Linked DNA regions of Homo sapiens: region 1 is linked to region 2. A link is an interaction called in ENCODE POLR2A ChIA-PET data of the cell type or tissue named here. Cell type or tissue: K562. All regions are shown on one strand. Each heading gives the region's core, and the rest is flanking DNA. Links, peaks and the distances in the headings are about the cores only.

What was found. ChIA-PET counts read pairs that join two places held together with the same protein. Peaks named below come from ENCODE experiments on the same cell type or tissue, not always from the same donor. Only the 100,000 strongest peaks of a DNase experiment are listed, where the experiment ranks them.
Region 1: POLR2A ChIA-PET joins it to region 2 with 5 read pairs; 3 of 35 experiments call an interaction of 5 or more read pairs at or near these places.

Annotation. Positions count from the first base shown.
Region 1 is chr6:163,874,719-163,880,104 of GRCh38, reverse strand. No RefSeq gene overlaps it. Among named protein-coding and RNA genes, the nearest start is that of QKI, 460 kb to the right of the region's middle. In K562, for the core only: no CTCF peak of the experiment used is centred there; no DNase peak of the experiment used is centred there; H3K27me3 peaks cover 392 bases.
Region 2 is chr6:163,775,087-163,780,472 of GRCh38, reverse strand. No RefSeq gene overlaps it. Among named protein-coding and RNA genes, the nearest start is that of QKI, 360 kb to the right of the region's middle. In K562, for the core only: a CTCF peak has its summit at 2,375; DNase peaks (open chromatin) are centred at 2,542 and 3,052; H3K4me3 peaks cover 798 bases.

The DNA of each region.
Region 1 (5,386 bases), core at 322-5,321, 100 kb before region 2:
ATTTATGTTTTCTTTGATTGGTTTTGTTTGTTATCTTGATCTCTATCTTTCATATTACAGACTTCCTAAGATATCTAATAATCCTTGGTTGTCTGCTTATATTTAAGAGTGGGCTGTGAAAAACTGAATGGTAGCCTTGAGTGTGTGAGTGGTTGGGTCTGCTCATGGAAGAACTTTGATGTCAGTATTTTTTGGTCTTTTCTCTGGGGCTGATCTGATTCTCCACTGAAGGATCTTCTGTACTAGAGTTTACAAGTCTGGTATCTGCCATTATTCTGGAACTCAAGTGAGGAAAAGGTCCTGGGGCTCTACACATTCTATATGCTCATTTTTATTTAATCCTGTTGTTTTCAATGGCATCTGATCCTTCTGTGCCTGACACTGCTGAAAGTCCAAAGACTCTCTGTTGTGACCTTTCCAGAGAACACCCTTTCTCTCCAGTCTTCCATGGTCGTGGAGAGGGAATCTAGGAATGCAGTCATTTCTGAATCAGACCTCAAACTCAACTTCCTGATTGTTCTCCCACATTGTATCCATTATTAGAGGGCCATGCTATCTCTAAATCCTAAAAAGCTGGTAATTCTGTGTTATAAATCATGGATTTTTCTGATTTTCCCTACTGCTGGCTTAGAAATCAGTTTTGTTCATTTCTGCTACCACTCACTCATTTGTTTCTAGCTTTGAAAATTTGTTAATTTCCCCCCTTTCTTTTTCTGTCTGTCCTTGTGCACTTATGCTTTGTCATTTTAGTGGGGATTTAGGAGGTATCAAAAGCAAATGTATTTATTCAACTTACCATCTTTACCTTGAAGTCTACATATTACAACTGTTTTATTTATCTCTGTGGTCAATCACAAAGATATCCAAATCCTTCACTCCTTCTTGTATCTTTCCACTTTTAAAAAATGTTTTTCCATGCCCTTAAAATGTGACTTTGCAGCTCCTTTAGTCAGGGAGTGGAGTCTATTCCCCTTCTCTTAAATTGAAGCTGGCCCTGTGACTTGCTTTGGCCAATACAATCAACAGAAATGACAACATATTCGTTTCAACTCTAGGCTTCAAGATGCTTTATGTGATTTCACTCATTCTCTTAGAACCACCATGTCCAGCCACCATGTGAACAAGCCCAACCTAGCCTGCTAGAAAATGAGAGATGCCAAAAAGCAGAGATGAGCCATTTCAGCTGAAGCCATCCTAGGCCAGCTGCCCCAAACTGATCCCAGAGTTAGCTGCATGGCAAACACAGCTGAAACTAAATACAGCTGAAGCTAGAAAATCAGCCAAGCTGAGCCTAGCACCAATGTCCAGCCCACTGAACCATGAGCTAAACAGTTGTTGTTTCAACGCACTGTTTTAGGGTAGGTTGTTACATAGCAAAGGCTAACTGGCACAGTTTCTGAAAAATGTGAGTAAAGATTCAGACAATTCTAATCTTTAAAGACATTGGAAATGGTCCTCACCACATCAGAAATGAACAGATCCATCAAAATAGCCCGAAGTTGTTGATCTTGCACTTGAACAGCACCTGCATAACTAATAAATGTATTGGTTTTAAAGTTTATATTGTTCTTATTACAAAACTACAGTCCCCAAAAGATAGCGAATCAATTTCATAGTCAGGGCTCACACAGCAGTAGACAATTTATCTTGACATTTGATACCCGCTGGCTACTGTTCCCAATTATGCCAAATGCTGAAGAGCATGTCCGTGGAAACTGCAAGCTGGCGGTGTGCAGTGGACGTGTGAAGATCCTGGGAGTGTCAGACTTGCTTCTGCGCATCATCAAATCCATACCATAAGCAAAATAGTGACACCTCCTACTTGCATTTCTGTTAACTTCTTACAGATACTAAAATAACAAATTAATTCACTGCAAAGTTGCCCTTTTTGAGATACTACCAGATTTTCCAATAGTCAAAAATAAAATTAAAAGACGGGAGAAAGTGTGAAAGAAAGCCCAGCAAACACGAGAAGGGCTCATGATAACACGGTTGCATGAGGCCACGTGACAAGACAATCCCCAAGGCCAGACCACACGCTCTGCGTGTGCAGGTTTCTCCAGAGCTCACAGGAATACTGAAGAGTGGCAGAGAAGTCTCCAACTCCGCCCCATGCCAGAACTTACTGATGCTGCTGGGGAGGGCTGTGCATGGTGAACATTCATTGCGGAAACCCAAGGTGGGGCTGCCAAGGCAGGGGTGGGTCTTCTTACCTGGGAGGCACATCAACTCTAGCTACAGGGGTGGGGGAAGGAAAATGTGTCTTCCTCATTTCCTGAAACTTAGAAAAGTCTAGTTATCTTATAAGATAACTAGAATTGAAGTACAGAAAGCTGATAAGCCAATCCTTTACACACGGACTATTTAAATGTTTAAGATACATATTATTATTGTCCCTAGTGAAATCTGAAACAATGAACATGCAAATGTCATTAACAATGAAGGTCTCTAAGTCTCTAAAAACACAATGACAGAAGATTCTTCTGCTTTGCTTTATTTTTTAGGTGTCCATCACCAAACTCCTTTTGTAACCTTCTGAAGACCTTTTGATTGGATCATTTATGTGCATTATTGGTGGGGAGAGGAAGGAGATTTTTTGCAAAAAGAAGAGATTAACTACGTGCTAGAAATCCGCGGACTACCTCAAAAAATCCAAATGTTCTCAGAATCAATGCCTGGACGGATGTGCCCCAAACTCTGTCACTTTCCAATATCAAAAATTAAGAAGTATTAAGAGCATATATTAAACAATAATACCTTGCAGTGAAACATTCTTAACTACATGTGCATGTAACAAACTTTCAAGATATAGTTCCTGACAATGCTGTGTCTTGTGGATTCCAGAATGGAAGAGATAGGCACAATCCTTACTGCATAGAGTCTACAAACTAGTGAGGGGCTCAGATAAAGTGATGTGTTGTACAGAAAGACAGAGGACTCTATGAGCTCATAAGCAAGGTGCTTAACATGGACAACAGGGTCAGGAAGGCCTCTTTAGTGAAAGAATATCTAAGCTGAGACGTGAAGCATGAGTGTGAAGGAGCCTGGAAACAAGATGGGGAAGCGTGGACTGGGCAGTGGAAATCACACGTGCACACACTGCAGGGTAAGACAGCACAGGGCCTGGGAGGGACTGAAAGTGGGTCATTCTCTTTAAACAACTGACGTTAAGTAGAATAAAAGCCTGTGGATGTAATTAGGGAACAAATAGGACCAATACTTATTATAAGCTTAAGAACTTAACCCTGCTAACAACAAAGGAAGCCATCTATGTATGTATGTATGTATGTATGTATGTATGTATGTATCTATCTATCTATCTATCTATCTATCTATCTATCTGTCTTTCTATTGTGTATCCACTTGTAAGTTCTGTGACAGCTTAGACACTGTCTTTTTGGTTCACAACTACATCCCTAAGACCTGGAACAGTGCCTGATACATCCTGGGCATTAAGGAATTCTTTCCTGAATGAGGGGAATTAAGCTGCGGAATGGTCTGACTCATTTGTATTTCAGAACGACAATGCAGCTCCATGTGGAGGCTCAAGCAGAGTCAGGGAGAACAGATGGACCAATCGTGTTTAGATAAGGGATGACAGTGGGGCCAAATCCACAAGCATAGTGGGAGATTGTAACTCACCTCTTTCAATACCCACTAGGAGAAGCAGACCAGAAAAATCAGTGCAATATAGTTTGAACTCCTCAATTAGCAAATTGGCCTAATGGACACATATCTAGATTATTGAATTCAACATCTGCAGAATGCACATTATTTTCAAGCATAAAGAGAACATCTGCAAAAACTGACCACATCCCACCTCATAAAGCAAGTCTCAAAAACTCATAGGATTGAAATCATACAACACTTGGGCTCTCATGACAAGATAAGTTAGAAACCAGTCGTAAAAAAGATAATTCTCCATCTTTTATAAATTCAGAAAAACCTCCAAATAATTCCTTTGTAACTACAAAGCACAAACACTAGGAAAAAGAAGGAAGACTGCAAAACATCGTGGGCTAAACTTCCAGTTCCAGGAAGTTAGAAAAACACAAGCTATACACAAACCCTACAGAAAGAAGGAAATGACATAAGGGCAGATAATAAAGGGTTCAGTGAGACGGCCTCAGGCAGTGTTCAGTTCCTGGGTCTAAGTTACGATTACAAACATGCTTACTTTATGGTAATTTATTTGGCCTTAGTTTTTTTTTTTTTTTTGAGATGAAGTTTCATTCTTGTCACCCAGGCTAGAGTGCAGTAGTGTGATCTTGCCTCAATGCAACCTCCACCTCCCAGGTTCAAGCGATTCTCCTGCCTCAGCCTCCTGAGTAGCTGAGATTACAGGTGCGTGCCACTACACCCAGCTAATTTTTGTATTTTTAGGAGAGACAGGGTTTCACCATGTTGGCCAGGATGGTCTCAAACTCGTGACTTCAGGTGATCTGCCTGCCTTGGCATCCCAAAGTGCTGGGATTACAGTGTCAGCCACTGTGCCCAGCCTGGCCTTACATTTTTGTTTTATATACTTTCTTGTATGTAAGTTATATTTTTATAATGAAAATGGTTTGAACATTTCTTTCTCATGAGAAAACAAATAGAGATGATGGCTATCTGAACTACAGTAGAGAAAAAGGAAACAGAGAATTGAGCTGGATTTATAGATATTAAGGAATTGACATTGATTGGCCTTGCAGAGGGTGAAGCTCTGGACCCTGGTGCTTCATTTGAGAAGGGAACTGGAGGAACAGCAGTTGGGGACGTCCTGATTTAGGAAATCTGTGGGATATTCTCCAAGTAGAGACATCCACTGGGCATCAGGTTCCGGTGCCTTGCTCTAAGAGAGAGGCCAATTGGGAGACAGTGGATTTGGGAGTTATCAGAAAGTAGAGACAGTCTTTGAGGCATGGGAGTGACAGAAAGAAGTAAAGAGCGGGTATCAGGGGCCTGCAGGCACACATGGTGCGTGCATCCAGAAGTGAGGCAGAGGAAGAAAATAATGACTCCAGAGGCACTTCCACACTTGCAGGAAGAAAACCAGAAGAAAGTGGCCCAATGGAAGCAGACAGAAGGGAGTGACTCAAGAATTCAAATGCTGCACAGTGTTTACTGCTGCCAAGAGGGAAATCCAGTAAGGATGGAGAAGCACTGTTTGCATTAGCAGGAAGGAGGCTGTACTAGCATCTTTCCAGAGATGAGTTTCAGTGGAACTGGGGAGATTGGCTGTGAGGGAGATGAAAACTTGACTGCAGTATGCCATGGAGTGGCGAGGGAGAGGGCCAAGGCATGTGTGCACCCTCCCCTCCTGTGATTTGCTGTGGATGGAAAGGGGCACAGGGCTGCAGGAGGGGGATTTGGGTCCTGGTATGGTTTCACTGTGTCCCCACCC
Region 2 (5,386 bases), core at 242-5,241:
AGTTTAATTTGATGACAACCATATAATAATATACTTTTTTTGTTTAATATTCATGCATGTGGGTTTTTTGCAGACTCTTAGAAGATTATTTTCTGAGTATTAGCTTCTCAATCTCAAACTTCTTAAAGGTTAAACCAATGGTGATGAAGACTCTCTCTGTCAAATCTCTTTCTCAGTTAAAAAGAAAAAAAAAAACATCCAAGGTGTTTAAGAGAGTCACTGAACTTCATGAATGCATTTAAAGCCAAAAAAAAAAAATCCATGCATGCAACAGAAAAGATTAGAGATTCTGAAGGCACTTAAAATTGTTTATAAAATTTACAGATAATCTGAGGAAAAGTATTCTTATCGAAGTCAACTCAGCTTAGGGTCCTAGTTTCCAAGACACATAAAGCACAAGCATAGATAAATGCAATGTGTCATTCTGAATGATTTGTTTTCTCTTTTCTTTTCAAGTAAACTGAAAACTTGCTGATACCTGCAGCCCAGCTTTCTTTTATTCCCACTGCATGCCCTAACACAAAACTACACATGCTCGTCTAGCGAGTGGATAACAGAAGAAAAATATTATCTACCTGGGCACTCATTATGATGATTAACAAGTGTAACTTCTTTACTCCTCACAACAATCCTCTAAGATGCATAACTGTGTCTGCATTTAACAAAGGGGAGTCATTTTTCCGAATTTGCCCTTCTGGTAGGTGAGCAAGCAGAAACGGCAGCAAACGGCTGAGGGGCTGCCACGTCTGTGCTCTTTTCACTTGCCACACCAACCCTGCCACAAATGTGAGGATGCAATTACAGTCACGTCAGCATGTGCCCCCATGATGAAATGACAGAGGCAGCGTGGTGCAGTGGTTAGGAGCAGCACTGTGGGGGCTGCCTGCCTGGGTCCAGATCTCACCACACTTCTTCCTCAGGCAATTTCATCAACTTCCCTGGGAATGCACTCTCCTCCTAACACGGGGATGGCAGTAGTATCATACCTGGCTCTGGAGTTGTTACGGGAATTAGAGCTGACGGAGAGACAGTGCTCAGCACTTAAGAAGGGGCAGCCTTTCTTTGTTTGACTTGGTTCTACTATCCCATCTTTTCTAGCGGCAACTTTGCTGAAACACATAAATTCTGTGACTTTCCAAGGTAAATTAAAAAAAAATAGCCCAATGTTTTATTGTTTTTTATTTGTGACTTGCTAGAATGTATTTTTTCCTGCTTGATATACTCAATCTCTACAATGAAGTCAAAAGAGAACTCATACAATCTGAATTTTCCCATCCACCAAGCTGTGTGGAATGATGAACTCTTAAAAGCAAAAGGCATTTTCAAATCACAGAAAAAAAAATAGCATTTTATTCCTGTTAAGGCAAAACAAACAATGGCAGCATTTTTCAAGACAGATTATGGAGAGATGATAGATGGTAGGTAAGTGAGATAGATGATAGACAGACAGGTAGATAGATAGATAGATCCAAGGTGTTTAAGAGAGTCACTGAACTTCATGAATGTATTTAAAGCCAAAACAAAAATACCCATGCATGCAACAGAAAAGATGAGAGATTCTGAAGGCACTTAAAATTGTTTATAAAATGTACAGATAATCTGAGGAATAGATAGACAGATATGTGATAGACAATAGATTTGAGTCACCAACATTTAAATGCAGATATGATACAGAAATAAAGCAATAGCATCTTTGAATCTAGAAGCATCACTAGATGTCATCGCACCTCTTTCCCATCCCACTTACCCCAATTTTACAGAAAGCGGAGCCTGTGGGAGGTTGAGTGACTGTCCCATTCACATGAATTGTTAGCAGCGACAAATGGGACCTGAAATCTATTCCCCTCACCAGCAATGCATTTGGCCACCACAAAACATCATTCTCTCTCTCCAATAAACCAAGGTCGTAAGGTAGCTGTCTTTATACCCTCTTCATTGCAATGCTTGAGACCCTACTTACTCCTAGATCCTCTTACTTTACAAAATCATCTCATTCTTCCCTATCATCTACCCTTCCGCCCACAGAACTAACTTTTAAAAATGTATCCCCCAGATGCCTCTCAGTAGCTGGTGACCCTTTGCTGGCCACACATTACTGTCACTCCAAATGGGGGACCCAGCTCACAGGGCAGGGTTTCCAGCTCCAGCTGATGGATGTTCCACTCCCGAAGTTTCTTGGAACAGAAGAGGACTAGATACCAGTGCTGGCGAGGCCCCCTCTCCTCATGCAACGTCCTGCCCTCCCTGCCTGGCCACGAATCTTCCCTGAACCATTTCTCACTCATCCTTGCCTTCAGAGTCCCAGTATTATTCTCCACACTCGTTTGCTTCCCAATATTTTACAGCAACTAGGGGACACCATAACATCATTCTGTGAAAGACTTTGAGAATTCTTGTCATGTTTCCACAGCGTCCTCTTTCAGCTTAACATGTTCTCCTTTGCTCCTCCTTTTTCTTTCCCTATATCATCTATAGGGGGATCTGCTAATCTCCCTTTCTTGGCAGGTTATCATTCCTACCCCCCTATCTAGCTTTATTTCTGATCTGTCACCAGCATGCAGCTGTAGCATTTAGTTCCAGGGACAGCTGACAGAGTAGCCAGTGACATGATCTTTACAGTAGCTTCTATTAACTCACCCTAATGGCTTAGTGGATTTAGCCAAACTACTTGAAAACTGGGTGTCACAAAAGCTTCTAAAAATATACTGATATAAACCTTCTGATAAAATACTATGCTGAGCATGTTTAAGCTTCCACATTTCAACATGGGGAGAAAATGGTCAGTATTTCTACCATTTGACTTGAAAGTTAATGAAAGAAACTTTTTAAATTCCCAAATAAGACCTCTCCCATATGACATGTTGAATTACAGAAACACAAAGTCCTTAGGCTGTGCTACAGGATCTACAGCCTTCTGCTTTCCAAACCGAAGGTTGGTCAGCTTTATCTGTGAAGGCCCAGACAGTAAACCTTGTGGGCTTTGGGGCCCTATGGTCTCTCATGCAGCCACCCCCCTGTACTGTTATGGGAGCGGCAGCCATAGATAATGTGCAAAGTGGGCCTGCCTGGTTTCAGATAAACTTTATTTACAAAAACAGGCAGTGGGCCTGACAGATTCCAGACCCCGGCTCTAAACCAATAGGATATTTCATCAGTGGGAGCCACAGCCTGAGTAGAGAGCTACAGTTATCTGCAAAACACTTTTCAGTAGGTACAAAGAACCTCTTTACCCACATATTCGGATGGAGTTTCAGTCTCAGGGATGAGCCCCTATTCAAGCTATCAGGGATCAAATTTTAAGAAAATATCAAAAGAGCGCAGTGGAGGGAAAGCGCCGCACAAACAACGGTGTCAACATCCTGCTGACCTTGGATTAGAGAAGAGCTCATGCGGAGGCTGCTGCTAACCTCCTGAAGGGGCAATTGATAAAGAGATGAAGATGTGGACACCAGCCCTCAACAGATAAAGATCCAAATAACTGAGGAACAAGGAAGAGGTAGCTAGAGGCCTGGGAACATTTACCTTACCTCTGTGGGGCTGCGTCTCCAGGTCACAGGACTTGGGAGAACTCTCCTCCCTCCTCCTCCTCCTCATCCTCATCATCAATATTCTTTAAAGTTACTCTTTGTTAAAACATTATGCTGTACACCTTACCAGCAGTACTTAATGAATCTTGACAACACCCGTGGGAGCTGGGGATGTCTAATGCTATTCTCGTCCTGCAGATGAGAAAGCTGAGACTCAGCCAGCTCAAAAACCTGACAGCAGTCACTTAATTAGAAAGTGGCAAAGCCCAGATTCAAATCCAGACCTCCACCAAAGTCCATTCTTCTCATTTAAAAAACTAAAACGTTGCTCCTTTACTTTGCAATTAGGCATATGAATGCTGTTCAAGGATGCTCATGAGCAAACCCTATCACCATCTGGGCCCATTATGAGCATTTTATTGGTACTACAAATAGCTGTAGATGCAAAAGGACACCAGCAACTTCACCCTTGCCAATTCCCTCAGCAGAGGTGGAAGGTTAACAAGCTCACCCATTGTGCCCGGAGCTGATGCATTTAGTTAACAGCTGGGAGGACCTGCTGGCCTTACACTTTAATGCATATGTATAGCATCACCCTCACTAGCCTTGTACATTTTTTGTGTGTGGGATTTTTTTTCTCTCCACAAGGAGACTCTGGAAGAAACCAGCGGGAAGGCACACAGGCTCCAGCCTGGAACTGTCTTCTTGGAAATAGCCCTGGTACAAACCAGAATCTGTTCCTAAGGAGATCACAAAGGCTGCATTCTTCATAGACACCCAGAAATAAAATTCAATTTAAACAAAAAATGCAGAGAAGACTATCCCATCCATTACCTGGAGTTTACAATGAGCTAGGTTTCCTCAATCAAGCAAAATCAACTTAGGTGCCACTGATCTTCCTAGCAGCCATCAGCAGTTACAAATAGATAATGGTGGGAAGCAAACAAAAACACACCTTTGTTTGTCAGAAGACGCTTTTAGGCTGGGCGCGGTGGCTCAAGCCTGTAATCCCAGCACTTTGGGAGGCCAAAGCAGGCAGATTTCTTGAGGCCAGGAGTTCGAGACCAGCCTGGCCAACACGGCGAAACCCTATCTCTACAAAACAAAAAAAAATACAAAAATTAGCCGGGCGTGGTGGCATGCACCTGTAGTCCCAGCTACTTGGGAGGCTGAGGCACGAGAATCACTTGAGCCTGGGAGGCAGAGGTTGCAGTGAGCTGGGATAACGCCACTGCACTTCAGCCTGGGTGACAGAGGGAAACTCTGTCTCAAAAAAAAAAAAAAAAAAAAAAAGGAAGAAGGGGCTTTTATTCCAATGTGATGCCTCTTGGAGTTAGCAGGAGCCTGGCTACATTTCCCAGACAAATGAAGTCTCCTCCCACTTACCTGAGCACACTGGGTGTGGCTGTTTCAAACCTTGTTCTCTCAGTTTTCTCAGAGTCCAGAGTGACCCCTTCAGGACACGAGTAAGTCTGGCAGTGAGTTAAGAGAGTAAAGCTAACTAGAGATGGGAGTGTTACTTCTGGCATAAACCGTCTCTTCTCTACCTGACAGCTCAACATGCCCAAGGCACCACACCAAAAAGAGAGAAGTGCCACAAATAAGATGCTGTGGACGAGACAAGTAGAATATGTAAAACCAATTCAGTGAAACTGCAATAATGAAGCAATACAGTTGATCATTTTCATGTTCTCTCAGAAAAATGAACAGAACACACCTCACCTGTGTTGGTTATTGAGTGTAACCAACCTCACTGTATGCAAATTGGTCAACATGACCCAAATATACAATTTGCAGAGATTTGGCTATAAAAATTATTTTCAGAAAAAATTTAGATTTATAACTTGGAATATAAAGAT